4 separate regions of the Homo sapiens genome follow, and all the other regions are linked to region 4. The links are chromatin loops, found by intact Hi-C in ENCODE. Cell type or tissue: PC-3. All regions are shown on one strand.

Region 1 (8,000 bases), 420 kb after region 4:
CAAAACATTCAGAACATTCCAGTATGATCATTAGGTTTTTGACCTTTGTTTATAAGATGAACAGTTTTTCATTTTTCTGTATATATACATATACGTATATATACGTATATGTCCTCAAAAAGTGCTATGAAAGTATCAAAAACTCGTCTCCCTTTGGAGTAAAAACATTGTATCTAACTCCATAAAATGTAGGAAGTCCATATATATATATATACACACATATATACATATACGTATATATACATATATGTATATATATGTATATATATACATATATGTATATATGTGATATGTATATATACACATATATGTATATATGTGTATATATATGTATATATGTGTATATATATATATATACGTATATATATATGTGTATATATATATATATATATATATATGGACTTCCTACATTTTATGGAGTTAGATACAATGTTTTTACTCCAAAGGGAGACGAGTTTTTGATACTTTCATAGCACTTTTTGAGGAAGATATAATTAGCATTGATAATAGCCAATAACAACTCCATTTACCTGATTCAAAATGAGTTAAATGGATACATTTTTTTCATGCATTATTAGCAATATTAACAAGCCCACTGGCTCAAATATAGATTTCTCAACTGGAGCTTTGCAATAATAAAATCATCTATTTATTACAATGTGTAACACCTTTCTGGTCAAAGTGAATATTTATTTTGTTTTAAATTTCATTAACACAATAATTAATACTAAAAACCTATTTCCAAATTTTTCCCACAGATAACACTGGTAATAAATTGTGTTACAAGTTAGCTTCCTTTAAAAATATCCTGTATAAAGTATAAATTTTAAAAATCCATCTGAAAGCATCAGTTTTATTAATTGAAACAAAAGAAAAACTGTGCACCAATATATAATTAATTATTTTCTGAACTCCAGAGATTATGCTATACTATAAGTAATAATGGAAGTTCTTAAAGTCACAAATGGAATTAATATAACCTATTGCAAATGAGTAAAGTCTACTTGTGTACACCAGAAATATTTTGAATTATATTATTATTTAGTTGAAAATGTTAAATATTTTCTCCTATGGCATTGGTTACTACAAATTCTCTCCACTTTGCTGAATTTCATGTTTTATTTACATCTTCAGATTTTTTCACAATAATGATTAAGATGACTACTTGTATCATTCAGTTTTCTCTCCTGAGCTTTGTAAACATTATTCCATTTTTAGCAAACTAAAATTGCTGAGTATGATCTTTGACAGGTTAAATGTTTCCTATGTCTTCTTCCTGTATTCTTATAGGATTCTTTCTCTAAACTTGAATTTGAGTCACTTCCCTAGTATGAGTCTTGCTAAAATTATTAATCATTTATTTCTGGAAAAAATGAACCTTTTTATCTTTTATGGGACCTTGAAAAATGAGTTCTTTTTATCTATGAGCTACTCTCTTAAAACAATAGTCTATAGCATCTCTCTCTAGTGTTAAAATCATAAATTAAAGAAAGTAAGTAAGAAGGTAAGAGAGGGTAATTTGTACAAACAACGGAATTAATACTCCATATACCATGAAACAGAAGATTGATGACTCAATAAGAAAAGGCAATAACCACAAGGATAAAATAAAATCTTTAGGAGAGAAATACTTTTGTAAGTTTATAAAGCATTAATAAGCTAAATAATTATCATAGAAAAATCAAGTAAAAAATAAATTTTTGAAAGAAATGACATAAATAATCTACAGAATAAGAAAAACAGAGATGATTGAATCAGAGAGAAGTTCTTTTTAGGAATAATGAACATTAGATGCCCTACATAAATTAGCTGCTAGACCTGAAACAAATAGGAAACAAATAAACAGAAATCTATCTAATCCATATAGAATGATAAATACATATGAGAAAGGACCAACAACATCCTTGTACAGTGTTTTTATGTGGTATCTTTCCACAGCAGCATAGAAAAATAGTAAAAGACACTTCAAAGATGTAGAGTTTCTGATTTCATGGAAACAATGGGGTCCCAGACGGGGTGAGTGTGAGTAGCAGGTATTAAACCTCCAGCACAAGGTGCGAGTGATTGGTCTAATAAGCCACAGAGATGTGGGTAACCAGATTGTGTTCTTTCTTCAGCAGTCTGTAAGGACGGATGACTCATTTCAGGGCCCCAAGGAATCAAACAGATGAGCAGTCTATCAAGGGGCTACATGAATCATGTAGAAAATGGAAGAATTCTAGGTCTTCTTATTAACCAGGAGAGCAAATGTTCCAATTATGTTCTAACTTGGAAGAAAAATGTTGGCCAAGAGACAGTACAAAGATAGCAGGAAACTTTACTGAAAAGAAATATAGTGTAAAGAGGTTATTGCAGAAAAAAAAAAAGTATTCCCCAAGGGAGGAGAGGGCTGATCCTGTGGGAAAACAGCTCCGAGGGTCCTATGCAGGGAGTCTTATTGTGTTAGACATCTTCAAATTCCTGCCTCTGTCTCAAATCTCTACCTTTTTCCTTAGTGTAGTTTTCCCGCTCCTGCCTTAAGTCCTCGCCTGTGCTCCGCCCCCCTTCCCCAGGCTTGTGGGACCCTCTCTCACTGTTGGTTAATGTGCATGCGCTGGCCCATGATTTACTATGAATCCTGTCTGATGGCGGCCCTACTCATTATTGCCACCCTAGGAAGGTTGTATAGCAGTCAAATCTATAGCTATTGCACCTGAGTATCTCTTTGGAATTTCCTTCTTTCCCCTAATCTGTACATATGGCGCCAGGTTTCTCTTAGGAATGTCCCTTTTGCCCTTCTTATCAGCATATAACTAGTGATGTTCTGATACTTTAATCGCAGAGTGAATGATTATTGGGGTGTCTTAAGAGGTGTCTTGGGGCATTTCTTTCCATGTAGCTACCTCTTCTTCCCTACCCACTTTTGACTAAGTGCCCGCCCACTCCAGCAGTAGAGATGCTGTTAATATGCAAATTTAGGGTGGTCCTGGAATGAGCCTTCCCAGACTTTTCCCTTCTCAGGAGCTCCCTCTCCTGTTCATTTCTAGCTATCGGCCTACTCTAAAATTCTGGGCATACAACTGACTTGAATTGCTGTGAAAGGGCTTCAAAATTTCATACCCAATTCTCAGATGCAAGCCAATTAACAGATTCAGAGCTCCTTTTTTGAAAGATCTTGTGTCAGAAAAAAGAAAAGACACACAGTTTGAAAGAAGTAAAAAGATAAATGGGTATCCTTTCAGTGAGATGCAAGGCATTGTTTAGATCTGGAGGGACCTCTCAGAATAATCTCATAATATAAGAATCTGAATCTTTTATAACCTTTGACTATTTTGCAAATTTTGGAGAAAGAAGTAGCTTATAGAGAGTTTATGCTATCATCAGTAGTTATTTCAAAAAATGCAAATGAAAGGTTCCAGTGAAGATGTAATTAGCATTTTTCATTACCCGTGTATGTGTGTATTCCTTGGATTCTCTTTTGAACTGGTTCTCTCTTAATGGAAAAAAGTAAACGCTTGGATACATGTTCAATTTGTTGCCAAGATGCCAGAGGTTTGGTCAAGGTCCTATTGCTCATCATATGGAAAGCCAATCACTGAAACAGTGAGTATAGCCACGGAAGAAAGGCTTTAATCAGATGAGGTCATCCAATAACACTGGAGATAAGTCTCAAATTTGTCTCCCCAACCAACTAAAATTGGGTGTATATATAGCAAAAAGTAATGAAAACAGGAATTAAGGAGGGGTAAGGAGGCAGTCATGATGAGGAGCCTGGTATCTCATTGTCTGGATCTGGTCATCTGGTGAGTTCCACTTCCTTAATACCATCTGTGAGAGCTGAGGGTCAATTTGCGGAGGAAGGAACTCAGATAAAACAAATGTAAGTTTCAATCTTTAAAACCAAAACCAAGAGGGCCAATTACAAAGAGATGCTAAACATCAATTTTATGAGACAATTGGGCTAATTTCAAATTTATATTTTTATGAATGTTATGGTGTTAGTTTTAAAATATTTTAACAGTTTGGGAGTTTACTGAGATGCTGAAAATATTTGCCTGACAGGGAGAGATAAACCACACTGTCAAGGAAGTGTTATTCATAACAACTTAGATGTAGATACAATTTTTTTTTTGATTCCCAGAGAGAATACCATGCAGCAAAAACCTTAACTTTTATAACTCTCTGTTTCCTGAGAAAATGTTTCCACTTCACTGATTATATATGGTGTTTTATTGTGTTTTCTTATTCATTCATGAGTGGTAACTTTTCTCTTTGGTTGCGGCAGTGATTGGGAATTTGGTCTTATGATCTCAACTATTTGGTGATCTCTGTAGATAGATAATAGTAATCTGTTGAGTGAGAGACAATAAAGATCCAGTTTGTTAATCCTTTGCATTTGTTTATCTATTATTCTATTTTAAACTCAAATATTTAAGAATTTTAAGTCTATTGAGAGAAAGGGCCTTTGAAATATGGAGTAGATGCTTGTGTTTCTGTTTTTACTCTTGACCTAATACTCTTGAAATTGTAAAACTGACACTATAAGCTATAGTTTATATGTCTGTGTCTTTAATTCATGGAGCTCTTTACCTTTTGTGTAGATATGAAATCTTTTCTTTTTTCTAGAGAGTATTTGATTTATAAGAAAAATATCATTGATTTTAATATCTCTTAAATATTGATTTTGTTTTGCTTATAAACATAATTAGGCAGTTAATTAAATGGAATATTTTTTAAATTCCCAGGAAATAACTAAATTGGGTTTTGTATACTTTAAATGTGCTAAAGAGAAAAATTCTTCTTTCAGTAATTGTAAGCTCAGAAACACTTTAAGAATCTAAGTTTACAATTGTGAATAGTGCCACAATAAACATATGTGTGCATGTGTCTTTACAGCAGCATGATTTATAATCCTTTGGGTATATACCCAGTAATGGGATGGCTGGGTCAAATGGTATTTCTAGTTCTAAATCCTTGAGGAATCACCACACTGTCTTCCACAATGGTTGAACTAGTTTACAGTCCCACCAACAGTGTAAAAGGGTTCCTATTTCTCCACATCCTCTACAGCACCTTTTGTTTCCTGACGTTTTAATGATCGCCATTCTGACTGGTGTGAGATGGTATCTCATTGTGGTTTTGATTTGAATTTCTCTGATGGCCAGTGATGATGAGCATTTTTAGACTGGATTAAGAAAATGTGGCACATATACATCATGGAATACTATGTAGCCATAAAAAAGGATGAGTTCATGTCCTTTGTAGAGACATGGATGAAGCTGGAAACCATCATTCTGAGCAAACTGTCACAAGGACAGAAAACCAAATACCACATGTTCTCACTCATAGGTGGGAATTGAACAGTAAGAACACTTGGACACAGGAAGGGGAACATCACACACTGGGGCCTGTCGTGGGGTGGGGGGAGGGGGGAGGGATAGCATTAGGAGATATACCTAATGTAAATGACGAGTTAATGGGTGCAGCACACCAACATGGCATATGTATACATATGTAACAAACCTGCATGTTGTGCACATGTACCCTAGAACTTAAAGTATAATAATAATAAAAAATAATAATCTAAGTTTACATAATTAAGGTCAATCTTTGGCAGATGAAACTCTTGTGCGTCAAAGTACTTTGATAGACTGCTAAACACTTATATTGCAGGCAATTCTGAATTATCCAGGGCCCTCTGTGAAATAGAAATTAGCTACTTTTGGTAAATGTTACAATTAATATGAGTAGTTGAGACTATACTAGCAGCAACTGTGGCACAACTAAAACTGTATGTGTGTGGTGTTTTTAAGGTCGAAGAATAATTTTATCCTCAAGAGCTATTTCAATTCTTTGATCTCAGGATATAATTCATCCATTAAGTGAATTCTTGAATACACTGAGGACAAACATTCTTTTAATACTTTGTAATAAAAGAAATAAAAACTGAAAATGTTTAAAATATTTATCCTTAAAAGATAGCTCATGTTCATGGATTGGAAGAAATAACAGTGTTAAAATGTCCATACTATCCAAAGTGATCCACAGATTCAATGCAATGGCTATCAAATTGTCAATGTCATTTTTCACATAAAAAAATGGTATAGTATACAACCTAAAATTGGTATATTACCGCAAAAGACCCAAAAGAGCCAAATCAGTTTTGAGCAAAAAGAACAAAGCTGGAAGCATCTAACCAGAATACATAAGGAAATCAAACAACTAAATAGCAAATAAAACAACACACACATACAAAAACAGCAAATAATACAATTTAAAAATGGGCAAAAGATTTGAATAAACATTTATCAAGAAAAGACACACAAATAGTCAAGAAGTATATGAAAAAATGCTCAACATCACTAATTATTAAAGAAATACAAATCAAAACAACGAGATGTTATCTGACCCCAGTTGAAATGACTATTAAAAAGAAAAAATAAGAGAAGATGGCGAGAATGTGGAGAAAGGAATGCTCGTACACTGTTGATGGGAATGTAAAGTAGTGCAACTGCTATAAAAACAGTATGGAGTTTCATCAAAAACTAAAAATAGAACTACTCTATGATCCAACAATTCCCCTGCTGGGTATATATCCAAAAGAAAGGAAATGAGTATACCAACAAGATATCTATACCCCCATGTTTATTGCAGTACTACTATTCACAACAACCAAGATATGGAATCAACCTAGGTTTCCAATGACAGATGAATGAATAAAGGAAATTTGGTATATGTACAGAATGAAATATTATTCAGCCAGAAAAAAATGAAATTCCATAATTTGCAGCAACATGGGTGAAACTAGAGGTCATTACGTTAAGTGAAGTAAGGCAAGCACAGAAAGTCAAATATTGCATGTTCTCACTCATATGTGGGAGCTAAAATAGTGAATCTCATGAATTCATTACGGATTGAACCATGAAGAAATTCAAAACATGAACAGATGAATAACAAGTAATGAGACTGAAGCCATAATAGAAAGTTTCCCAGTAAAGAAAAACCCTGATAGCCAATGCCTTCACTGCTGAATTCTGCCATACATTTAAAGAACTAATACTAACTCTATTTACACTTTTCCAAAAAAAAAAATAGAGGAGGGAATACCTCCAAATTCATTCTACAAGGCAAGCATGACCCTGATACCAAAATGAGACACATCAAAAAAAGAAAACCACAGGCTGACACTTGGAATGGATATTGATCCAAAAATCATCAACAAAGTAATAGGAAACCGAATTCAACAACACATTAAAAAGTTCATTCATCATGACCAAGTGAAATTTATCCTAGGGATGCAAGGATGGTTCAACATATGGAAATCAATGAATGTGACACATCATATCAACAGAATAAAGGATAAAAACCATACAACCATTTCAATTGATGCTGAAAAAAGCATTTGATAAAATTCAACATACATCATGATAAAAATCCACAAAAAAACTGGATATAGAAGTAACATAACTAAACATAATAAAAGCCATATAAAACAGACCCACAAATAGTATCATACTGAATGAGAAAAAAACTGAAAGCCTTTCCTCAAAGATGTGGAACACAACAAGGATGCCCACTGTCACCACTGTTATTTAACATAAAACTGGTAGTCCTACCTGGAGCAAAAAGACAAGAGAAAGAAATAAAAGGCATCCAAATTGGAAATGAAGAAGTCAAAATATTATTTTTTGCAGGTGATGTGATCTCATGTTTGAAATAAAACCTATAAACTCTATCAAAAAATATTCAGTAGCTTTTTAACTACTGAAAACTCAGTAGTTAAACAAATTCATTAAAGTTGTAAGACAAAAAAACAATGTACAAAAATCAGTAGCATTTCTACATGTTAATAGTGAACAACCTAAAAAAGAAAGAAAAATGTAATCTCATTTACAATACCCAGAAATAAAATTAAATGCCTAGGAATTAACTTAACCAAATACACGAAAGATCTCTATAAGGAAAACTATAAAATACTTACAAAAGAAATTATAGATGACACAAAAAATGGAAAGATAATC
Region 2 (8,000 bases), 450 kb after region 4:
TTTTATTTTATTTGAGAGGGAGTCTTGCTCTGTCGCCCAGGCTAAAGGGCAGTGGCTGGATCTCAGCCCACTGCCAGCTCCACCTCCCGGGTTCACGCCATTCTCCTGCCTCAGCCTCCCGAGTAGCTGAGACTACAGGCGTCTGCCACCACTCCCGGTTAATTTTTTTTATTTTTAGTAGAGACGGGGTTTCACCGAGTTAGCCAGGATGGTCTTGATCTCCTGACATGATCCGCCCTCCTTGGCCTCCCAAAGTGCTGGGATTACAGGCGTGAGCCACCATGCCCGGCCGATCTATGGATTTAAAAAAATAAAATTGAAACTGTTGTGGATAGTTAATATATATAAATAATATATATTTTTAAAACGTTTATTTTAATAGTTAAATAAAAGCTACATAAACATGCTTTGAAAAGATTTAGCCAAAGGGTAAAGATAAATAGAAAAATGTTTCCTGCCCTGTCCTCAGTCTCTGTTTTCATTTTCTTCCTCAGCAATAACCACTGTCAACATTTTAAGATGTCTTCTTTCCTTTATATATTTTTAGAAGCATACATTTGCATTTATGCCACCATATATTTACATGCATATGTTTTCATATATATGTGTAGATAGATAGATAGATGGATTTCTACATACATAATTTCATGTATAAAAGCATATATGTTCACGTATATCTATATATTTTAAAATATATGTATTATTCTATGTGGGTTTTATTGCACTTGACATTTTTTCTTTATACTCTCTTAAAAATTTTTATGTGCTAATGCATGTATATCTACCTACTTGTTATTTTCAGATGATTCTAGTAATTTGAGGGGTAAATGAACCATGATGAATTTAATCAATTATTTGTTGATGATGAATTTGGGATTTTTCCAATCATTCAATATTACAAGCAATGCTTCACTGATCATATTTGAACACATGTGATTATTCTGGTAGTATAGATTCCTGGAAATGGAAGCACAAAGTAAAATCCCTGCATGTTTAGATTTTGTTTTTCATAAGAGCTTTACAGTTGAAATACTCATCAATGTACTTAATATTTTACATTTTGAAGAGCAATAAGGAATACTGTATCTGTATTTTAATTTGTACGCCATCATTATGAGTATGTTTAGGAATTATCTTTTATTTTATATCTTTATTTATTTATAAATTATTAATACCCTTTGCTCATATTGATTTTTAGAAGCATTTTTTTGTGGTTCTGACTACTAATATATTTTTGGTTATAAATATTACTATATTTTCTCTCAACCCATTAAGATTAAATAAACAAACTTAATTGTTACTTTTGCCCCAGATTCCCATGTATTAATATCATCAAATCTATGGACGGGTAATAGTCTTGACATAGCTCTCATGCTTTATGGGGATAAATCAAAATTGTACAATATATGAGAGGGATTTGGAATAAAATCCTAGAGATATTGGTGGATTCTATTGACTTTAGAATTGACTTTAGAAGTTCAGGACAAGTAAAGAGCATTTACATTATTCAGATTAAGAAATTATGGTTTCTGTAGAGCCAAATTATCATGACATATTTTTCTAGCACAGATTCATCTGATCTATTGTTTCAAATGTTTAGCCTAATATTTATCCTAAATATCCTCTTCTAATTATATTATTTCTCCTTGTTTCCATTGCCTTTTCTCATTGTCAGTGTTTCTCATTTGCTTTTCTGTAATTTTTTTTTAGAATTTCCAGATATATTTGATCTATTTATCTTTAAAAAATAACCAGGTTTTTTTGCATTTATTATTTCATATATTTACGTATTTTTATTTTATTATTATCTATCCTTTATTTTTATCCATTTATAATCAATTGTTAAAGGAAATTGCTATGCTATGCACTTAATGCCATGATATTTTCTTCTGCAAATTTTGTTATTCATATACATGTTGGTATGTATTATGCTGTGTTTTTGTTATCATTCCTTTTTTAATAGTTTCTGAGTTTAGTTTTGATTTCTTCATTTATTTCATAGTTATTTAGAAGGGTTTTTCAAAACTTTTATGTTTCCATTTGGATTGGTTTGGTTTTTGCTTGTGTTTTTTTTCTACAAAAATGTCACGCTTTTGACAACAAATAGCAGAATAAGTAAATATTTATATTAAAAATACAAATAGAAATTATACACTAGGGAATGCAAAACAACATAAGAAAACTTACCATTCTAAAGCTCAACAAAATTGCTATGATTGAGTTTCAAATGTATCTTGTTTCCTGGCAGCCATGGCAAAAAGGGAAACCGTATCAATTATACACTGAACCACACTAGATAGGAAATAAATCTCTGGATATGGAAAACAAAACTGAAAGTTTTCTTGATATTTAAAATAAAATCCTCACGTGTATCGTATATAGTAGATTCTAATTCATGTAAAAAATATTCTTAGTATTATGCATATAGCAAATGTGGCCTAAATGACCATGTAATTACTATTTTATATATATATATATGTTTTAAGCAATTTAGATTTGTGGTGGCTATATTTCTACTCCCTGAATATTTTTAATTCTTATTCTAGACATGAGTGATGACAGCACTTCTTTGCTCACTGTGGTCATCCAGTCATGTGAATACTTTAGTTAATGGTTGTTAAATGTGAGTGCTCTGTGTTACTTAATTGCCTGTGTGGGTCCTCTAGAGCTTTCTTTTCTTTCCGTCGTGGTGCAATGACCATGCTCAGTATGGTACCCATTTCTTAGCCTGTGTATGAGGGTTAGAATAATGCAGAAAACTGGAGACTCATAATGGGCATAAAGCATGAATAAGAAATAAAATCTGAGTAGTTTAAAGTCTGAGATTGGGAGGTTTTTAAAATTATCTCAGCATAATCTAGCCTGATATAAACTGGATTTCAAAACTGATTTCATTCTAAGTAGTTTCATGTTGCACTAAAATATTAAGTTATACTTTGTAAGATGTATTTTGATCCAAGGATATATATGAGTCATATAAGTTATATAAGCATAAGAATTTCCTCCCAGTATCACTGCACCTTTGACAGAAGCCACATAGGAGCTAGTTCCAACTTGCTCTTTTAAATAGGAGGCAGAAATACAGAATTACTATAAAAAAGGGAGATTCAAATGTCCTGAAACCCAGAATGAGTCTGTCAGACTTGTAGCTACATTAAGCAAATCTAAAAGTTTAGTCTTCTTCTAAGCATGTACAACTTTCCACTCGCGCACAGAAATTAAGGCAAGAAAGGGTAGAACCTTTCTTCAAAAGCAGCTTGGAGTCTCATCTTCCTCCACCAAAACAGTATCAATTACTAGTTGACTCTTGTATATCAAAATGTGCCCTGCAATGTTTACCACCCAATTTGAAAGGGAAAAAAATGTAGATCTATAATTATTTTTCACAAAAATTGGTATGAAGTTTAAGTTATAAAGACTCTGAAATGAGACACAGAGCCCCCCCACATATTTCAACTGTATCACTTTTCAATTGCCATCTGTTGTTATTGTTGTTTCCTTTATTCTCATGCTGTCCTCTGGCTTTACAAAATCCGACTTGCAGTGCCTGTGTAGGTGGGTTGGCCTCCCTCAGCAATTCCCTGATTAGTAACTTTTCAAATGTTCCCTTATTTTCTGTCTTATCATGTAAATTGTAGTTCTGAACTCTTTCCCACATTTGAAAACTCCAAAGGGCTCACTGCAATAAATTCATAACTGAAAAAATAGCATACCTCCCTTCTATGAGGTCCCTTTGAATATAGGTTATGTCCCTTTGAATATAGGAGCATTCCTTAATGACATACAGGAATTACATGGCTTAGAATTTTTGAGAGGTGGCGCTCTCAGTACACTTCAAATCACTCTGTAAAGGTCTCTCCACCTATTGGTTGAAAGTGGTAACTACCTGAATAAAACAATATAAAGTAAATTGACTGATTTCTTCCTACAAGGGCATTTATTTGATACACTATAGTAGTAGTAGAAGTATTGTGTCACCTTAACACGATGCTGAATCTGTCAAACCCTTAAGTACTTGGATTAAAAGTACTTAAGAATAAAAGCAAAGAAAAAATATAATACATAGGAGACAAAAGAATTAGAGATGTGAATTATAAGGAAACTGGAGCCAAAGAGAATTACTGAAGTTTGATTGGGTGGGAAGACCCAGAGAAGAAATCACAGTCTAAGTGTGAAGTTGTCCTAGATAATTGAGAAGCAGAAGTGATTGGAGAAATGGCTATGTTGGGAAAGGGCAAATTCAGACAGGAAGAAAATCAGGAACATTCATTGGTAGAAAGAAATCACCCTAGATAATTCTGCTAGCCATGTTTTCCAACATATTCTTCATAAACAAGTACTATTTCAGAGACTGGGAGTGTCTAACAGTCATAAGTCAAAACCTCTAATGCAACCCACTCAATTGCATGGAGCCATCAAGACAATTAAAGGTAAAGCCAAGGGCAGAACCCAAGTGTCTTATTCTGCCAATTGGCTTATTACTCCTGCCTCAGATAAACACAAACAAAACAAAATAAAAACATGATATAAATGGCAGGATTTATTGGTGATCAAACATCTGTTCAGTAGATTTTTCAATAAGAAACGTATTTCAAATTGGCAACCACTTCTGTTCCTGAATTGCACACTAACATTTTATCATGAAAATTGCATACCTAACATACCTAAATTCAGATGAATCAATCAATGAAACTGTTCTTTTATAACCTGCACAGCTTTCTAGAAAATTTATTGTCACCTTATACGTTCTATTGCTGCAGAGGCATTCTTGGTTAGCATTTTCAGTCTAATGCTATTTTGTTCAAATTCCTGAGGGAATTGGGATTGATAGAGTACATATCTAACTAGATACAATAGCCTAATTTTTAAAAATAAAACATGTTATATTTTATATTAAGTACTTGAGTAGGCATTAGTAATATATACTTTTACACTTAAAGTAATAAAATCTCTTTTAAATTCTGGTTGAAATGCAGTGGCGGCTTCTAAATTGCTCACTGTTTTAAAAAATTATTATACATACGTAAAAGTTTTTGAATAATTGGAACTAATGCACTTTAATCACTAATGCTAACTTCTTTTTTACACATTTTTAATGGAGTTTTAAAAAAAATCTCTTTCACATAACATGATACTGTTTCCTCAAACAAGACAGTATACATATGCTAAATGTTTTCTGGGCCAGGCGCAGTGGCTCATGCCTGTAATTTCAGCACTTTGGGAGGCCAAGGCTGGCGAATCACCTGAGGTCAGGAGTTCAAGACCAGCCTGACCAACATGGTGAAACCCGTCTCTACTAAAAATACAAAAATTAGCCGGGCATGGGGGCGGGCCCCTGTAATCCCAGTTACTCGGAGGCTGAGGCAGGAGAATTGCTTCAACCCTGGAGGCAGAGATTGCAGTGAGCAGAGATGGCACCACTGAACTCCAGCATGGGCGACAGTGAGACTCCATCTCAAAAAAAAAAAAAAAAATCTGAAGAATCAAGCTCATAATCACTTATATTTATAAACCTTTAGAGATGAAAGAGATGAACTGAGGATCCTAGAGAATCACGTTCAGAAAGCACTGGGAAGCCTAGAACTCCAACCTAGGTCAGTGGCTCCTTCCACCCTCTACATTTGCCTGTTTCCTTTCTGCCCTCTAATTGATGAGATTTACAGTTGTGAGGTGAATGGATCTTTTTGTCCACCTATACATACTATATATAGCTTTGAGTTCTTAAGTACATTTCAATTTTTGTGGTTGTCTTTGGTTCATAGTACAATTTCCTACATGTTGTTGCCTTTAAAATATTGTAATCTGAAATCTCCTTTTCATGAAAATAGTAGGTTAGGAAAGACAAAGATAAACAACATTTTATAATTGAGTATATCATAAATGTAAGAAAACAGGACTTGGATTTTCCCTCCACAATACATATTTATATGCTTTCTGATTTGTTTATTATGGGGCAGGTATATTTTCACATTTAAATGTTTAGGTTATATTTAATTTTTCAATTATGATATGGTTATCTTAGTGACTTGTGGGAAGTGAGTTTTGTCATGATGGTTTAAGGTAAATGTCACAGTACATTTTCTATAATTCCCAATGTCTTTTCTAAATTCAAATTCATATTTATTGTAGAAGTTATTAGCAGCTGAAAAATATATATATACACACATATATTCAAATGTAATCATCTAGAATTCATGTTGAAGTGAAAGAAGAAACAGTGGAGTCTGAATATATTTTTATGCATAAGTATAATGTATGCATATGACATAAGCATATAGTGTTAAAGGAGCAGAGACTTAGGGACATACTACACCTACCAAATGTCTAAAATGCTAAGGATAATCTTTAAAAGTAAACTGAAAGAAACACAACAAAAAATTCACTGCTGTTTCTTGATTATATTCCTAATGATTCCAGACTAGGACCAGTTGTGTTGAATTGTATAAAAAGCTAGGGGCATACTTCCATTCGCTGAGTGCTTAATGAGCCCTGGTGTCTGTCTTTATGATCTTGATACAACTGATACCATTCAAACCTGTACCATTTCCCAAAGGCTTTGGAACTAATTGAATCCTCTTTAATGTTCAGTAAAGAAGGAGCACGTATTTTTACCTTCCATGCATTACAGAAGGCTCACACCTCCCGGTGACTCTCTTCCTGTTTTACCCAAGGCTTGCTTTCTAGAGGATCCTGATATGAAGGGAGGAGTAAGGTTTCATCTTTGGAAAGCAAAGGTCATTGGGTTGCTTTATTTCAGGGTTATTTGAAAGTTGAATACCTTCCTGAGGAATTGTTTCTACAGTGATTGCCAATTTTCTGCTTGAGAGGTTTATGATCAAATTGTCTTTGGTAGGAGTTTTTAGTTGGGATTTTTTTTACTGCTGATGTTCGAGAACATTTGCTTGCACACGTTAAAATTTCTTTTTCTACTGTGGTTAACATTTACAATTTCGAGCACCCATCAAAATGAGTTATCCAGAGCATATGGCCTAGAAATTGATAGATATAATTTCAAGGAGGAATAAATGAATACAAGACTTTAACATGGAAGGCGGCAAGGCTGTGGGTAAACCAGAAAATAAAATAAAAACAGAAAATAATCTTTAAAATGAAACTTCAGGATATAAAGATTCTGCTAAAGGATAAATAATGTCTCTTGGAACCTGGTAAACACATAGGGAAAGGTCTAAGGTAAGTTGCAATAAGAACCACAATTAAACCCTTGAATAAACAAAGTCACTTAGATAAATACCTTATTTTCCTCTGGTTTTTACTTTTCGTACATTACCTAAAAGGAAACCAACTTTCTCAAGCCATTCTCATTAACTGTCCCTAGATGTCACCTTAATGAAAATATCCACCAGGGCCTTCGGAGTTTTCAGGGCATAACCATTAAGTGAAATAATGAGTGACATTCTTTACGAGGGCAATGTAATGATACTAATACTACATCCTGCATGAAATTAACACATCTAATGTGGCACACATTGTCCAATACTAACTCTGCAGATTGCAATGCCCCAGTATCAAAATTCTATATAACAACAACATCAAAAGATGTTTACATCTTTTTCGGAAACTGAAATCACTAATTCTCTGCATTATATCAGATATCCCAATTTTCCAGTAGGCAGAAAAATGAATATAGAACCGGTTTTATTTCACCATATCAGTTTCATTTTAACTTTTGGCTCAGTCAGCTTTATGTCAGAAATATCTATTCCTACTCCATTTGACTGTTTACAAAAGGAACATATGTATATTATATTAATAAATAGAAATGTAAATCCATTCCAAAGAGTTCAGTCCAATCAATCTAAAATAAAAATTGCTAAGAATATCAGTGGAAACATTATTTAAATATTATAGTTTATGAATCATTCCCAAAAGTAAGACACATATTAAGATGGTGCTAATTACAACAATGAATTTCAAAATAATGACATTTTTTCAAATAACTCTCAAATATTTATACAAAATTATTGTAATTTGATATTCTG
Region 3 (8,000 bases), 1.1 Mb after region 4:
AATTTCCAAAAATATCAGCCGAGTTATTATTGCACATGAAAATAGACATTATATATTCACCCAGTGGGGGGAAAAGTTGTGCTTAAAATATGACATGAATTGATTCAAACATCCCACAAGAATTCCTCTCTTCTTGCTGATTTTCCTATGACTTGTAGCCATGGTACAAAGCACACAAACACTCTGTCTATGATATGAGATATGACCCAAGCCATAGAATTTTAATATTTGTCTCCTCTCCTGAGTTATTTGAGTTGTCTGTTTGAAAAAGTTATTCAAATCTGTTTTTATATTTAACATGATCTTGACAGTTCTGCTAGTCTAAGGATTTCATGTGTTACTGAGCTACAAGTTTTTCTCGTTGTCTTTCTCCTTTAACCATCCATATAGAGTGCAGGTCAACACTTGATATAAAAATTCTAATTACTACTAAGTAACTTGATACTCTATGCATCCAACCACAGTATATTGTATTATCCAATTTTATCTTGGAGGAAATAAGTTGAAATAAATTGGTCTTTCTCTTTCTCTTACTTTGTTTGATTACCCAGGTGATTATGTACATTCATTTCTTTGAGCAGAGAAAAATCATTCCAGCCATTCAACCCCTATAGTAATCACTTAGCTTTTATTGTCTGTTAATTATATGGAGAAAGAACACACATTCACAAGAAAGATGAATGGAAAAATTAGGATGAATGGAAAAATAATAAAAATTCAAAATGGGATGTAAGGCAATAAATCCTACAGACATTTCCAGGATGGCAAAGTTTCAAGTAATGTCTGAAAGGGAAAAAACTCTTATGTCAAGAGGTAAACACAACTTCTTCTTACCTGTTTGGTCAGCAAGTTTATCAAGTATCATAGACACTCTCTGAATTAGTATGATTCAAGAAAACCCATAGAAATGTTTTCTGGCATTTAACTCCCTAACAGATGGTGTACCTATCTATATGCGCATTAATATGAGCTGATATATGCTTGTGGGAAATCAGTATTATAAAGTGGTATACCCACAGGAGGCCTTCCAATATTGTAATGCTCACTTAGACTCTTATTTCTTTTATAAATTAACATTGTTCTCTATATTCTTTATGAAGCAGCAACATCCTTTCCTTAAGAGTTAAAATAAGGACTTCACAAGCTTTCAGAGTCAAAAATATATAAAGTGACTTAGCAACAAATTAAAATAGTATATCTTAGAAATTTATTTTTCTGCTCAAATATTTTCCTATACCTAGTTCTGCATTCTGCCATTCCTCAATTGATCATTCACAAAAAGGAAATCTTCTTTCCTAAAAGTAGTTTGACATTCCCTTAAGGATCCAGATCTGTTTGCAGGCATCTCATTTAAGAAGCATTCTGATGTGATATGGAAGGAATTAAGAAGGAAGGAAATTGATCTGATCTAATTTGATGTAACATAAGCCAAGTGGTTTATTATAGACAAATTCCCTCAACTGTGAGTTGTTGCCCACTGAAGGAAGTTTCATATAAATGATTACATGAATGGGGAGATGTAAAAATCTGCCAGATACAGTCACCACAATATTAATTTTCCTTCTCCATAAACAGTATTTCATGGCCCTCCAACGAGCTGCATCCAAGAAAAGTCACTCAAATGCAAATTTAAAAACAGCCCTATATAAAGGTGATGAAGTTCACTACCCAGATCTAGAGATTTGAGGGAGTATAAGAAGTCAAAAAGATGTCAATCACAGGAAACCATCAATCTCCAATCCTTTACAGATCAAAATCTCCTCTATCACAAATATTGAGTCATCTCCAAAATATCACAGTTAAATTTTACAAGAGATAAGAAAAATGAAGATAGTCCCAGCCAAAGACATGGCTTCTCTAGTTCTCACTTTGAATTATTTGCAAGGCACATGTATATATTTATTTATTCCAATAGGGAATTATGGCAACATGGCAGTGAGGAGTTCAGAGTAAATGGGAGAAGCTCAAGACATTGGGTTAGACCAGAGATATTTCAAGTGGGAGCCTTAACCTAGTACTGTCCAGGAAAAGTAAGTTTAGAAAGTGAGAGTAAACTTAAAAGTAAGAGTATATGTTTAATAATATTACAAGATATCCATCCTCAACAGAGTGTAAATATAAAAGTATGATGATGATTATGATGTTCAAAATTGTGCCATGATCTTGATCAGTCACATTTGACAGTACGAAATACTAACATTGCAAAAGTGTGTTACTATTCATTTCATAGTAGATACTTTTATTATTCTCATTATGTAGATGAGGCAACTAATTCTTCAAGAAGGTAGTTGCTTTGCTCAAAATCACTCAGGTAGGAATTAGTGGAGGACAGATTAAAATCCAGATCTTCTGACAGAAGATCTCACAGCTCAGAAACTAGGTTGTGTGCAATTAAGCCCCTCATCCCCATAAAAGTTACTTTCTTCAATCTACTCTGGCCTTTTGAGTTAGAGAGTACAATAAAGCCTATTGCAACAATATCAGGTCTAGTTGAACCTGGCCTGGAACCTCGCTTCTACAGATCTACAGAGCCAGCAACATGGACATCATCTATCTTATTAGACACGCAGAATCTCAGGCCTCATCTAATGCTTATTAGACACACAGAATCTCAACCCTCATCCAATGCCTCCTAAGTCAGAATCTTTATTCCTACATGGGGATTCAGATGCACTTTAAATCTTAAAAAGCACTGGCCCACAACTCTAATAGTACCTTATTGCCAACCTGTGGTTGATTACCAAGCCTCGATTTACCAATTCTCCCACCTACTTTAGAGACTTGGAGTTAGAGCTAGATAGGCCTGAGTTCTGTGTGAACTTGCATAAGGAGATACAGTTTTTTCATGTGCAAATGAGGAAAATAACTCATTCTTCCCAAGGGTTGTCATTAGAATTAAGAGAAGATATATATATATGTTATATATATATATGTTATATAGATATGTCATATATGTTATAGATATGTTATGTATGTTATATATATGTGTGTGTATATATATAGTACTATATATGTGTGTATATATATACACTATATATACACATATACACATATATACACTATATATACACATATATAGTACTATATATACACATATATAGTACTATATATACACATATATAGTACTATATATATACACACATATATATATAATATCATCAAACATATATGTATTTGATGATACACACAGTAGGTACCCAATAAGTAGTAATTCCATCACTTCTTCCTCAGCCCTCACATCACTATTGACCACCATCCTTACTTACTCCCCTATAATTGACCTCAGCTAAATCCTCATTTCCATCTTTTTCGAGTCCTGATTCTAGTTCTCACTCAGCTGACATTTCCTGCCCCCTTTCCATCTTCAAAAGGGGTTCCTTTCTGGCTTGGTATGGTCTGCCATTCCCACCCTCTTCAGATAGCATCCCAGAGCAACCAACTCACAGCACATGTGCAGAGATATCACATGTGGATTGCCTAGCAAAGCTCTGTTTCATTTGCATGCTTTTGAATTCACTTGCATGCCTCCAGGTAGAGCATGTACTCTCAACTTGGCCACAGACCTTCATCACCTTTTGTCTTTCATTGGTCACATTCACAGAAGTATGTTTCTTGTCACATCTCTATAGGCACTTGTGTTTGTGAGTTTTTACACCTCAACTCCTTTAGCTTTTATCCTTATTAACTACGGAGGATAAAAGGGCAAAGGGTTTAACCCCCTGGCTAATTACAGAGGTCCCTGCACAAGCACTTGCCCCCGCCGATGACTTTCGTTGTATGTGGTCCTCTGCTGCCCCCTACGGGCCTCTTCCCACTTTGCCCACTGGCCTTGATTAATGTCTGTTCAAAACCGTTAAGAATCCTTGTCCTGATTTCATAGTGCAGTATATAGAGTGTACCCAGGTAAAACTGCAAGGTTTCACATTGGAAAGAATAACTTGAAACATAAAATACACTCCCCAACTAACAGTACTTCCTTTATAAGGTTCTATCCATAGTACTTATCTCACTTTCTTAAAAATACATAATTACTTGTCTATGTATGCCCCCACTAAATGGAAAGCACTGTCAGGGCCACATAATCCAGCCTTGGGCATAGGGGAAATACCCCAGAGGAAAGGATGCCTAGCTAGACTCACAACAAGTGAGTAGACTATAGCTTGACCAAGGACATGAAACTAAGAAAAAGCTAGAGTCTTTGAAGAAATAATCAAAGTTCAGCATGGTTAAAAAGTTGAACATTGTAAGCAGAGGTACATTAGAGGGAGAAAGTAGGAAAAGAGGAAATTGGAAGTGTAAGTTAGGTCCAGATCATTAAGGACTATATTTAAAAGTTTATAATTTGTTCTAAGAACAAAGATGATCAACTGCTGGGTTTTAAGCAGAAAGTATAGTCATCAGGTTAATATTTCTGAATGATCACCCAAGAGCATTATTACAGCAAACCAGGCAATAGAAGATGATTGTCTAGACTAGATGAATTGAGGTGAGGGGGGAGAGAAGTAGACGGAGAGAAGTAGATGGAGCCTGGAGAGATTTAGAAGATGCAATCAACATAGACTACAAAGAGAAGAGATAAATGAAGAATGACCACGTTTCTATTTTGGATCACTGGGAACATATGGTGCTAGAATTAACTGAGATCAGTATCTCAACACAAAATACCATCAAAGAAAAAACAACAACAATAAATTGAACCTGATCAAAATTTAAAATTTCTGCTCTTCAAAAAACACTATTAAGAAAATTAAAGGGCAAGGCTCAGACTCAGAGAAAATATTCACAATACATATATCTGAAAAATGACTTGTTTCAAAAATACAAAAAGAACTTTCACAATTCAATGAGACAAAAAAGCCAATAAGAAAACGGGAGAAGATCTGTACAGACACTCCACAAAAAAAGATATACATATGTGTGTGTGTGTATACATATATATATGTATGTGCATACATATACATATATATATGTATACACACACACACATATATACAATGACATATGAAAATATGCTTACCATATTTAGTCATCAGTGTGATGCAAATTAAAACCATAAGATAATATTATATAGCCATTACAATGGCAACATTTTTAAAAACTGTTAATACCATGTCTTGGCAAGAGTATAGAACAACTGGAAATCTCATACATATATTTCCAGAGGGAATGTAAAATGGTATACCTGCTTTAGAAAACAGTTTCCCAGTTTTTATAAATTTAAATTTACATTTACCATATAACTCAACAATTCCCCTTCAAGGTTTTCAACCAAGAGAAATGAAAATATATGCCCATATGAAGACCTATAAGCAAACGTTCAATACGACTTTATTCAAAATGGCCAAACAACGCAAATGTATTTCGATAGGTGAATTGTGACATATTCATACAATGAAATACTATGCATCAATAAAAAGGAATGAACTATTGAAACACACAACCACCAAGTGCATCTTTAAAAAGACTTTGTTAAGCAAAAGAAGCTACACACAAAAGTGTACATTCTATATGATTTCCTTTAATATGAAACTCTAAAAAAATGACAAGTCTAATATATAGGTATAGGAAACTGATCAGTGATCCCTTGGGGCTCCAGTGGGATTGATTAAATAGAAAGGAACATAAACATTTGAAGGTGATGGAAACATTCTATATCTTGATTGTGGTGGTGTTTACATGGGAGCGGAGTTCAGGGGTGGCTGAATTTGTCAAAACCCATTGACACACACTTAATATGGTGCATTTTATCATTTATGTCAATAAGGTTGACTTAAACAAATAAATTAAAAACTAGATACTTGGTAATTTGAAAGGTCATAAATGACAATTCATGAACTCTACATGATGAAGTTCTTCTCTTACTTCTCTGGAGCCTCTTTTAATTGAATTCTAATAGCAAGACACAATGACATGCTCTCAACATTATAATGAAGTACAACAAAAATCCATTTTCAAAATTTTTTAAATTAATGTGTGATACAAATCATTCATGCTCCCCCATCAAAAAGAAAATATTTAGTTCAGTATAATAGTTTTAGAATATTTGTACTCAGTGAACCTTGCTGCACATATCATCCTTTCTAACAAAAGGCATAGTTGAGTCATCACAAAAGTGAAAATAATAACAAATTAATGTGGCGGAATGAAAAAGAGGCTATGCTAATGATCGGTGATAGCACAACCACTAAACAGCTGCTCAGTTCTCTCCAGAATCAGCCTTATCCTCAGCTACATTTTCTGGAGCATTTCTCTTCTGGCTTTGAACCATCTGTCATTTGGCAGATAAGCTGTATTCCGAGACATCTATATTCAACTGCCACTTTTCAAACCCTGTGAGTATGGACTAATTCAAGACGAGACTATGATGGTCTATTTTAACATTTTGTTTTCCTTAGTTTCATTCAAAATCCTATCACGTAAGGGAAAAATTTAGAAAACTTCAATGGCAAAATGTAGCATAATTGCTTCTAGGAAGTTTCCCTTACCTTCTGTAAGCTTTTAGTGGCAATTCAATAAATTTTCAAGCCTTGCAAAGAAGGAGAATACCATACTATTACCTCTAGTCAATAATGAAGATTCGCTGGGGATTCAGCTAATTCAGAAGCCTTACAGGTTTCCAGCATCTGTAGTATTTTTCTCCTTAGCTACATTTAATCCCAGTCCTGAATACAATATTTTAATTAGTTATGACCATATTCAGTTATCATCTTCCTGCTTCCAAACTGTATATATCACATGAGAAATGGAAACAAAATTCTTTCTTGATCTTTGAAATAACCCAGAGTACCCAGTTAATTTCCAAATCTATATTCTTAGTTGAATAGAAGAAAATGAAATGGAACCAGCTTTCTGAGCTAAATAGAAAAAGTTCAGAACTGAGATGAAGAGCTAAATTATTATTTCCAATACATCAAATCAACAAGTTCATAGACAGCCTAAAAAATTCCACATTTTAAACCTCTCCACTGAATTCACCCTGAATATACCATTCAAGGTGGAGTGAGAAACATGGAGGCAGTGTTATCTTTGTATACGACAATTCCTATGAATAAAGGAATACCATACAAATATTCCTATGAATAAAGGAATATAACAAAGTATACCAGGTTATTACTATCTCGACAAACTGTCCAGTTCATACTTAGAACGTTCAAAATACTTGATTTAAAAATTGAAAAGAGCTTTTCCATGTGATAAAAATCCATACAGTTTTAATTCAGAAATAAAAATAGGCCCTAGTGCAAGTCACTGTTTACTCTTCTCCTTGTCCATATTTTTACATCCCAAAAGAGAAAGCCCACTTTACCCAGTGCTAAATGCTGACATTTGGAATTACCACAGAGCAGCATGCAGGAGGTTCTCAAAGATGGAAAATTACCTTGTTTCTTTTACAATTTAAAGCGACTGGTAACTTGCCCTTATGCCTAAGAATCAGTAGATATAGATTTCTAAAGTGATAAGGAGGTCTCTATAAAAATGATCACATAAAGAGGCAGTGTGCTGGTGCTCCCATCACAGGAAACCAGACACAGTTTTGATTTATTCACAGCCCCTGACACATTAACCACTCACATAGCTAGTAAACACATCAGCTAGCCAAAGATCAAGATGCTTTACATATTTGAATACTTTGCTTACCAGAAAAGCACCTACTATATTTGAAAGCACCTTTACACTAAAAACAAATACTGGAGAACCCATGGCAATGCATATTTTAAATACACATCCTCTGCAGAAAAACACTATTTTCAATAAACATACAGGTTCATATTACTGCCAATCCCTTGGGAGAGCTGTAGTGATGAGCACTGGTGCCCTCCCACCCATCAGAAAACCAAGAAGCTAACACAGCCTAACCCTATCACCTCCTGCTATTCATTCTTTTGCTCCTTTCTCACCTGAAGACTAAGTAAGAAAAATAGAAATAAGGTTAATATTTTTCTTTGCTGAAATAAATAGGATTTTATAAATGTGCAATTTCACACCATCTCCTAAAAATC
Region 4 (8,000 bases):
TAGAAGGTGCTGAATAAATAAAGTCTATTGAATAAATGAATGAGTTAGCAAGGTCAAAGTAGAATCCTAACAAAACAACCTCAGTGATGAGCTAGCAAAAAAACCCCTGTAGCCTCCTTGCCTTGGGCAGGTGAAGTCTCAGGTTCTGGGGTACAATGGGCCTGTACCGGGAGCTTGTCACCCAGTAGCCATGTGAGGTAACACCTGCTGTGCCATTAAAAAATAAATGTGATGACTGTTTTCCAGAGAGAAACAAGCTAAACTAAACAGGGACGCAATTCTCTTCTGCAGCACAGAATTTTTCCCCTTTCTTCTTTTCGCAGTAGGACCGATCAAAACTAGGCTTGAGAGGCTGCAAACAGAAAGTCAAGGTAAATAAGTGTCAAAGTTATTCAAAGGGACCCTGAGCTGTGGTATTCTGTGTAACTGTTGAAAAGAGTCAATCTAAAAGACTTGGGCATCTTGCAATTACAATCAGGTTTAATCTAAACAGAGAATTCAAAAAAGAAAGAAAGAAAAAAGTAAAGAGCCCTTCTACTTCCACGGGATCTGGCCTTTGGAGCAGGTTCCTGAGAAGTATCACTTGAGGCTCTGATATCAAACCAGCAGTTTCATAAATGGTGAGATTGTAGGTTAAATAAAGGCGTTCATTTCTGATGAGTTTCACATCAGGAGACTGTGCCTACCACCCTTTGAGGTTTCAAAAATAGCAACATATACATGTTACTTCCATCTAAGAGGAGCCAAAGTGCAGACAGGCTGACCTGAAGCGTTCATTAACAACAGCTGGAAAGGGAAGAAATCATGTGCACATCTAACCTAGATTTAAAACCATTAATTTTTCCTTCAATTTCAAAGCTGTTCTGCTTTCATAGTGCACCATTTATCTAGTATAAAAAAGAAAATACCTTCAAATGATTCCCTTGTTATTCTTTTTATTATTTAATATATATTAGAACATTCCTGGCATACTATGTCATATATGACCTGAAGAGGCACTAGAGTTTAATAGAAATAGCGGAGATAAGGCATATAAAGCTCTTGGTACAGTACTTGGCACAGACGTGGAAGGCATTGAGTCAATGTCTGTGCTTATCCTTCACAATAGGACATTTTGAATAGGTGACCTGATTTTGAGTTCTGGTTCTGTATCTTGCTAGTTTGGTGACCTTGACTGATAAGTGCCCCTTTCAGATTTGCCTTGGCTTCCTCATGTAAGCCATAAAGGAAAAAGTTTAAAAAGTAAAAGAGAAAACAAAAATGTTGACCCGGAAAATACAAACCCAAAGAAAGCTATGTGACTTAGATTTTGTTTGTTTGGTTAAGTTAAAAAAGCTAACAAAGACAAAGAATTAGTAAAAATATATAAATAAATAAGTCACTGGAAAAAAAAGATTCAATTCACTTAGAAACTATAACAATTGTAAACATATATATACCTAATAAAATACTTTTAGCATAAATTAAATTAATGAAACTGCAGAAAGGAATTTATGAATGTACCATCACTGTGGGATAGTTCAGCAGGTTTTTCTCATTAATCAAGAGATCAAATGACCAAAACATGAGTTAGGATAGAGAACACTTGAGTTATGTAATTAACAAGCATGAGTTAATATTTGACTTAGTAATAATGTAATGCTTAAGGTAAAATAATTTATGGCATACTTTTGTGAGCAAGAGGAGTGCCACAATTTATTATGTTGGGACAGTAACCATAAACTGGGGATTAATGTAGGGCAACTGGTCACATGGAAACCCTTACCTTTATAGAACTTGCTCTCTAATAATTATAGAAGAAACAATCCTCTCAAACACACACACAGGACATTTTTTAAAACATGACCATTAACTTGGCCACAATCAAGCATCAATGTATTTTTAGAAAGCATTATTATATAACACTAGACTATGGGGTGTTTTCTGAACACAGTGATTAGTTTGGAAATTGGGCATTAAAACACATTTTTAAACTGCTCATAGGTAAAAGAATAAATTATAATAAAATTTAAAGCAATTATAACTAAATAATAAAGAATATAGAACATATCAAAATATGTGGGAGACAGCAAAGTTAATACCTTAGAGAAAAATTCTGAACATAAGTAGTAAAATTAGAAAGGAAAGAGCTGAAAATCAATGTGCTAAGCATCTAAATTAAGAAATTAAAGGTGAACAGCTAAATAAATGCAGAGGAAATAGAAGAAAGGGATAAGACAAGAACTAAAATTAATAAAATAAGAGAGCTAAAGTACTTTGTAAAAAACCAAAAGCTGTTTCTTTGAAAAACATAAAAATAGACAAATTTTGTGATATTGCTGAAAAGAAAAAGAGACTAGGTGCCACTGAAATAGTAAGGATGAAAAAAGAGATAGATGTACAGATATAGAAGAGACTGGAGCATAATAAAGGAATATTATGACCAACTTTATGACAAATCTCTTGAAAATGTACCAAAATTATATTTACATATGTGTAATTTACATCTACATCTCTATATATGAAAATACTTTTTAAATGACCAGTCACCGCTAAAGTATTAGCTAAACATAGGCACTGGATATAATGTAGGGAAAAGTTTGAATCATAGAATCTTACCTTATCCAATACTTAGCACAATGAGCAGAAATTATTAAAACTAGAGTATCCATTTGGGTCAAGTTTAACTCCATGTGATAAAAATCCCCAAAGAGTAGTAAGTTTAAGAATGTGCTGCTTTTTTTCTTCCAAATAAAGGAATCCTGGTGGCATCATGTAGCTGTCAGTGACCTAGGCTTATCCCAGATTTTGACTCCTTTATTCCTGTAGTAAAATTCTTGTTCTCATTTTCCAAGACGGTGGTTGGAGTTCTATCCATTACCTTTTTATATTAAGCCAGCAGCAGAATGAAGAGGAGAAAAGAGCAAATGGAACATGCCTGCTATCTTTTAGGGATATTTAGTAGCAAATGCCGGAAAATATTTCTGCCCGTGTTTTAATGGCCAAACTTAGTGACATGAACACACCTGCTTACAACAGACACTGGCAAATGGAATTTTTATTCTGAGCAGCCATGTATACAGCGATAGGACAAATATTCTACGGAAGAAAGAAAGAAGATATAATGAGTGTAGACAACCACTATTCTCTGATATAACCAAGCAATGAACTCTCTGGCAGCATCCAAACATGGAAAGATATTCAACCACATAATATACATTTTGAAAAGTAACTGATTCTGGTATGTTGCAGTTTAGTCTTCATTTCCTTCTGTACCTCTCCAATGCCATAAAGTGGAAAGAGGATGAATTGAAAACATTCTGAGAATTCTTATTATTTCTCAATTTAGAGAAATGCAGATTAATAAGGCAATTAAGTAGCCTGGAGAAAATTTCTGAAAAGCCCCTTAAAAAGACAGTTCTCTCTGCCAACAGCAGGTCTCAGGTTCTCAGCCAAGGCAGGAGAAACCACCAGGGGTCACTGTGTTCCAGGTGAATAGTCAAAACCATAAATGGAATCTTCCGTAGGAATAATATACACCTGAACTCAGTGAAATCAATTCTACTAAAAGACACTTAACACAATCTCAGCAGACAGAGCAGAGACCTGACTATCCGAAAATGACTGCACTCAAACAAATAGAGCTTTTTGTTGTAAACTGCTCAACCTAAAAAATCTAAAAAGTACATGTAATAGCAAAACCCCAGTTCTCAAACTGTAGTTCAGAGAGAGTGCCAACCAGATATCATGTAAGCCTGAGTAGTGACAAGAAAAATTCACCACATTTTGTAGGGGAAAACAGAAATCCTGGATAAAGCTGCCAATATTAAGCATTGAAGAAGAAAATACGTAGCCTAGCAACTAAACAAACTTTCTTCTTTTTTTTTTTTTTGTTTGAGACGAAGTCTCGCTCTGTTGCCCAGGCCGGAGTGCAGCAGTGGCTCACTGCAAGCTCCGCCTCCTGGGTTCACGCCATTCTCCTGCTTCAGCCTCTCCGAGTAGCTGGGACTACAGGTGCCCGCCACCATGCCTGGCTAATTTTTTGTATTTTTAGTAGAGACGGGGTTTCACCATGTTAGCCAGGATGGTCTCGATTTCCTGACCTCGTGATCTGCCCGTCTTGACCTTCCAAAGTGCTGGGATAACAAGCATGAGCCACCGCGCCCGGCCCAAACTTCCTACAGAAAAATGAAGAAAAGAAAAAGACAGAGATCCCAGAGTGCAAGTGAGCATTACCCAAAGAAAAGTAAAACACATATGAGTAGGTTATTTCTGCTTAGAACTTATAAAGCTTGGTTGGGCACAGTGGCTCACGCCTGTAATCCTAGCACTTTGTGAGGCCAAGGCGGGAGGATGGCTTGAGCCCAGGAGTTCAAGACCAGCCTGCACAACATGGCAAAACCCCATCGCTACAAAAAATACAAAAATTAGTCCGGTGTGGTGGTGTGTGCCTGTAGTCCCAGCTACTTGGGAGGCTGAGGCTAGAGGATCACTTGAGCCCAGGAGGTCAAGGTTGCAGTGAGCCGTGATCACCACCGCACTCTAGACTGGGTGACAGAGCAAGTCCCTGTCTTAAAAAAAAAGTTATAAAACTCATCTTAATGTAATAACTCAATGATGTAATAATATTATAGAATGGCCTAATTATAGATCTGACAAACACATTTGATGTATGATAGAATAGATTATAGATAGATAGAATAGATTATACATAGATAGATAGAATAGATTATAGATAGATAGAATATTGCTCAAAACTGAATCCCTAATTTGCAGGAAAGCCATGAATATTGAGAATAAATTAAGAAGAAAGAGGTGAAGTGATTAAATAAGTTAGAAAGAAAACAGAGTAGCCAAATAATGATTATCAGAGTCCCCAAGGTAGAAAATCCCCCCAAATTAAGAAAAACTATGAACAAAAACGTAATTTTAAAAGTTCCCTGAAGTAAAAGGAGAACTGAGCTTGAAAATCAAAGGAACTTGTATTATACTATGAAATCTTGGTATAAAATCATCAATATTAACACATATTCTTTTTTTTAATTTTATTATTATACTTTAAGTTTTAGGGTACATGTGCACAAAGTGCAGGTTAGTTACATATGTATACATGTGCCATGTTGTTGTGCTGCACCCATTAACTCGTCATTTAGCATTAGGTATATCTCCTAATGCTATCCCTCCCCCATCCCCCAACCCCACAACAGTCCCTAGTGTGTGATGTTCCCCTTCCTGTATCCATGTGTTCTCATTGTTCAATTCCCACCTATGAGTGAGAACAAGTGGTGTTTGGTATTTTGTCCTTGCGATAATTTGCTGAGAATGATGGTTTCCATCTTCATCCATGTCCCTACAAAGGACATTAACTCATCATTTTTTATGGCTGCATAGTGTTCCATGGTTCATATGCGCCACATTTTCTTAATCCAGTCTATCATTGTTGGACATTTGGGTTGGTTCCAAGTCTTTGCTATTGTGAATAGTGCTGCAGTAAATATACATCTGCATGTGTCTTTATAGCAGCATGATTTACAATCCTTTGGGTATATACCCAGTAAAGGGATGGCTGGGTCAAACGGTATTTCTAGTTCTAGATCCCTGAGGAATCACCACACTGACTTCCACAATGGTTGAACTAGTTTACAGTCCCACCAACAGTGTAAAAGTGTTCCTATTTCTCCACATCCTCTCCAGCACCTGTTGTTTTCTGACCTTTTAATGATCGCCATTCTAATTGGTGTGAGATGTATCTCATTATGGTTTTGATTTGCATTTCTGTGATGGCCAGTGATAATGAGCATTTTTTCATGTGTTTTTTGGCTGCATAAATGTCTTCTTTTGAGAAGTGTCTGTTCATCTCCTTTGCCCACTTTTTGATGGGGTTGTTTGTTTTTTTTTTCTTGTAAATTTGTTTGAGTTCATCGTAGATTCTGGATACAAGCCCTTTGTCACATGAGTAGGTTGCAAAAATTTTCTCCCATTCTGTAGGTTGCCTGTTCACTCTGATGGTAGTTTCTTTTGCTGTGCAGAAGCTCTTTTTTTTTTTATTTTTTATTTTTTATTATTATACTTTAAGTTTTAGGGTACATGTGCACATTGTGCAGGTTAGTTACATACGTATACATGTGCCATGCTGGTGCGCTGCACCCACTAACTTGTCATCTAGCATTAGGTATATCTCCCAGTGCTATCCCTCCCCCCTCCCCCCACCCCACAACAGTCTCCAGAGTGTGATGTTCCCCCTCCTGTGTCCATGTGATCTCATTGTTCAATTCCCACCTATGAGTGAGAATATGTGGTGTTTGGTTTTTTGTTCTTGCGATAGTTTACTGAGAATGATGATTTCCAATTTCATCCATGTCCCTACAAAGGACATGAACTCATCATTTTTTATGGCTGCATAGTATTCCATGGTGTATATGTGCCACATTTTCTTAATCCAGTCTATCATTGTTGGACATTTGGGTTGGTTCCAAGTCTTTGCTATTGTGAATAATGCCGCAATAAACATACGTGTACATGTGTCTTTATAGCAGCATGATTTATAGACCTTTGGGTATATACCCAGTAATGGGATGGCTGGGTCAAATGGTATTTCTAGTTCTAGATCCCTGAGGAATTGCCACACTGACTTTCACAATGGTTGAACTAGTTTCCAGTCCCACCAACAGTGTAAAAGTGTTCCTATTTCTCCACATCCTCTCCAGCACCTGTTGTTTCCTGACTTTTTAATGATTGCCATTCTAACTGGTGTGAGATGGTATCTCATTGTGGTTTTGATTTGCATTTCTCTGATGGCCAGTGATGGTGAGCATTTTTTCATGTGTTTTTTGGCTGCATAAATGTCTTCTTTTGAGAAGTGTCTGTTCATATCCTTCACCCACTTTTTGATGGGGTTGTTTGTTTTTTTCTTGTAAATTTGTTTGAGTTCATTGTAGATTCTGGATATTAGCCCTTTGTCAGATGAGTAGGTTGCGAAAATTTTCTCCCATTTTCCAGGTTGCCTGTTCACTCTGATGGTAGTTTCTTTTGCTGTGCAGAAGCTCTTTAGTTTAATTAGATCCCATTTGTCAATTTTGTCTTTTGTTGCCATTGCTTTTGGTGTTTTAGACATGAAGTCCTTGCCCATGCCTATGTCCTGAATGGTAATGCCTAGGTTTTCTTCTAGGATTTTTATGGTTTTAGGTCTAATATTTAAGTCTTTAATCCATCTTGAATTAATTTTTGTATAAGGTGTAAGGAAGGGATCCAGTTTCAGCTTTCTACATATGGCTAGCCAGTTTTCCCAGCACCATTTATTAAATAGGGAATCCTTTCCCCATTGCTTGTTTTTCTCAGGTTTGTCAAAGATCAGATAGTTGTAGATATGCAGCATTATTTCTGAGGGCTCTGATCTGTTCCATTGGTCTATATCTCTGTTTTGGTACCAGTACCATGCTGTTTTGGTTACTGTAGCCTTGTAGTATAGTTTGAAGTCAGGTAGTATGATGCCTCCAGCTTTGTTCTTTTGGCTTAGGATTGACTTGGCAGTGTGGGCTCTTTTTTGGTTCCATATGAACTTTAAAGTAGTTTTTTCCAATTCTGTGAAGAAAGTCATTGGTAGCTTGATGGGGATGGCATTGAATCTATAAATTACCTTGGGCAGTGTGGCCATTTTCATGATATTGATTCTTCCTACCCATGAGCATGGAATGTTCTTCCATTTGTTTGTATCCTCTTTTATTTCCTTGAGCAGTGGTTTGTAGTTCTCCTTGAAGAGGTCCTTCACATCCCTTGTAAGTTGGATTCCTAGGTATTTTATTCTCTTTGAAGCAATTGTGAATGGGAGTTCACTCAGGATTTGGCTCTCTGTTTGTCTGTTATTGGTGTATAAGAATGCTTCTGATTTTTGTACATTGATTTTGTATCCTGAGACTTTGCTGAAGTTGCTTATCAGCTTAAGGAGATTTTGGGCTGAGACAATGGGGTTTTATAGATATACAATCATGTCATCTGCAAACAGGGACAATTTGACTTCCCCT

The links. A loop is a pair of places that touch in the nucleus more often than their neighbours do. Peaks named below come from ENCODE experiments on the same cell type or tissue, not always from the same donor. Only the 100,000 strongest peaks of a DNase experiment are listed, where the experiment ranks them.
Region 1: a loop joins it to region 4, with 20 times the contacts of the local background. A loop is called at or near these places in 9 of 110 quality-filtered maps.
Region 2: a loop joins it to region 4, with 4 times the contacts of the local background. A loop is called at or near these places in 4 of 110 quality-filtered maps.
Region 3: it touches region 4 in a loop (38-fold over the local background); 15 of 110 quality-filtered maps call a loop at or near these places.

The regions. Positions count from the first base shown.
Region 1 is chr6:120,401,128-120,409,127 of GRCh38, reverse strand. No RefSeq gene overlaps it. Among named protein-coding and RNA genes, the nearest start is that of MIR3144, 390 kb to the right of the region's middle. In PC-3, a CTCF peak has its summit at 3,002 (motif pointing left); no DNase peak of the experiment used is centred here.
Region 2 is chr6:120,374,628-120,382,627 of GRCh38, reverse strand. No RefSeq gene overlaps it. Among named protein-coding and RNA genes, the nearest start is that of MIR3144, 360 kb to the right of the region's middle. In PC-3, a CTCF peak has its summit at 3,834; a DNase peak (open chromatin) is centred at 3,837.
Region 3 is chr6:119,738,177-119,746,176 of GRCh38, reverse strand. The region is part of intron 2 of LOC105377975 (a long non-coding RNA gene); the gene reads right to left. Among named protein-coding and RNA genes, the nearest start is that of MIR3144, 270 kb to the left of the region's middle. In PC-3, a CTCF peak has its summit at 3,803 (motif pointing left); no DNase peak of the experiment used is centred here.
Region 4 is chr6:120,821,897-120,829,896 of GRCh38, reverse strand. No RefSeq gene overlaps it. Among named protein-coding and RNA genes, the nearest start is that of TBC1D32, 510 kb to the left of the region's middle. In PC-3, CTCF peaks have their summits at 3,251 and 3,452 (motif pointing right); no DNase peak of the experiment used is centred here; H3K27ac peaks cover 449 bases.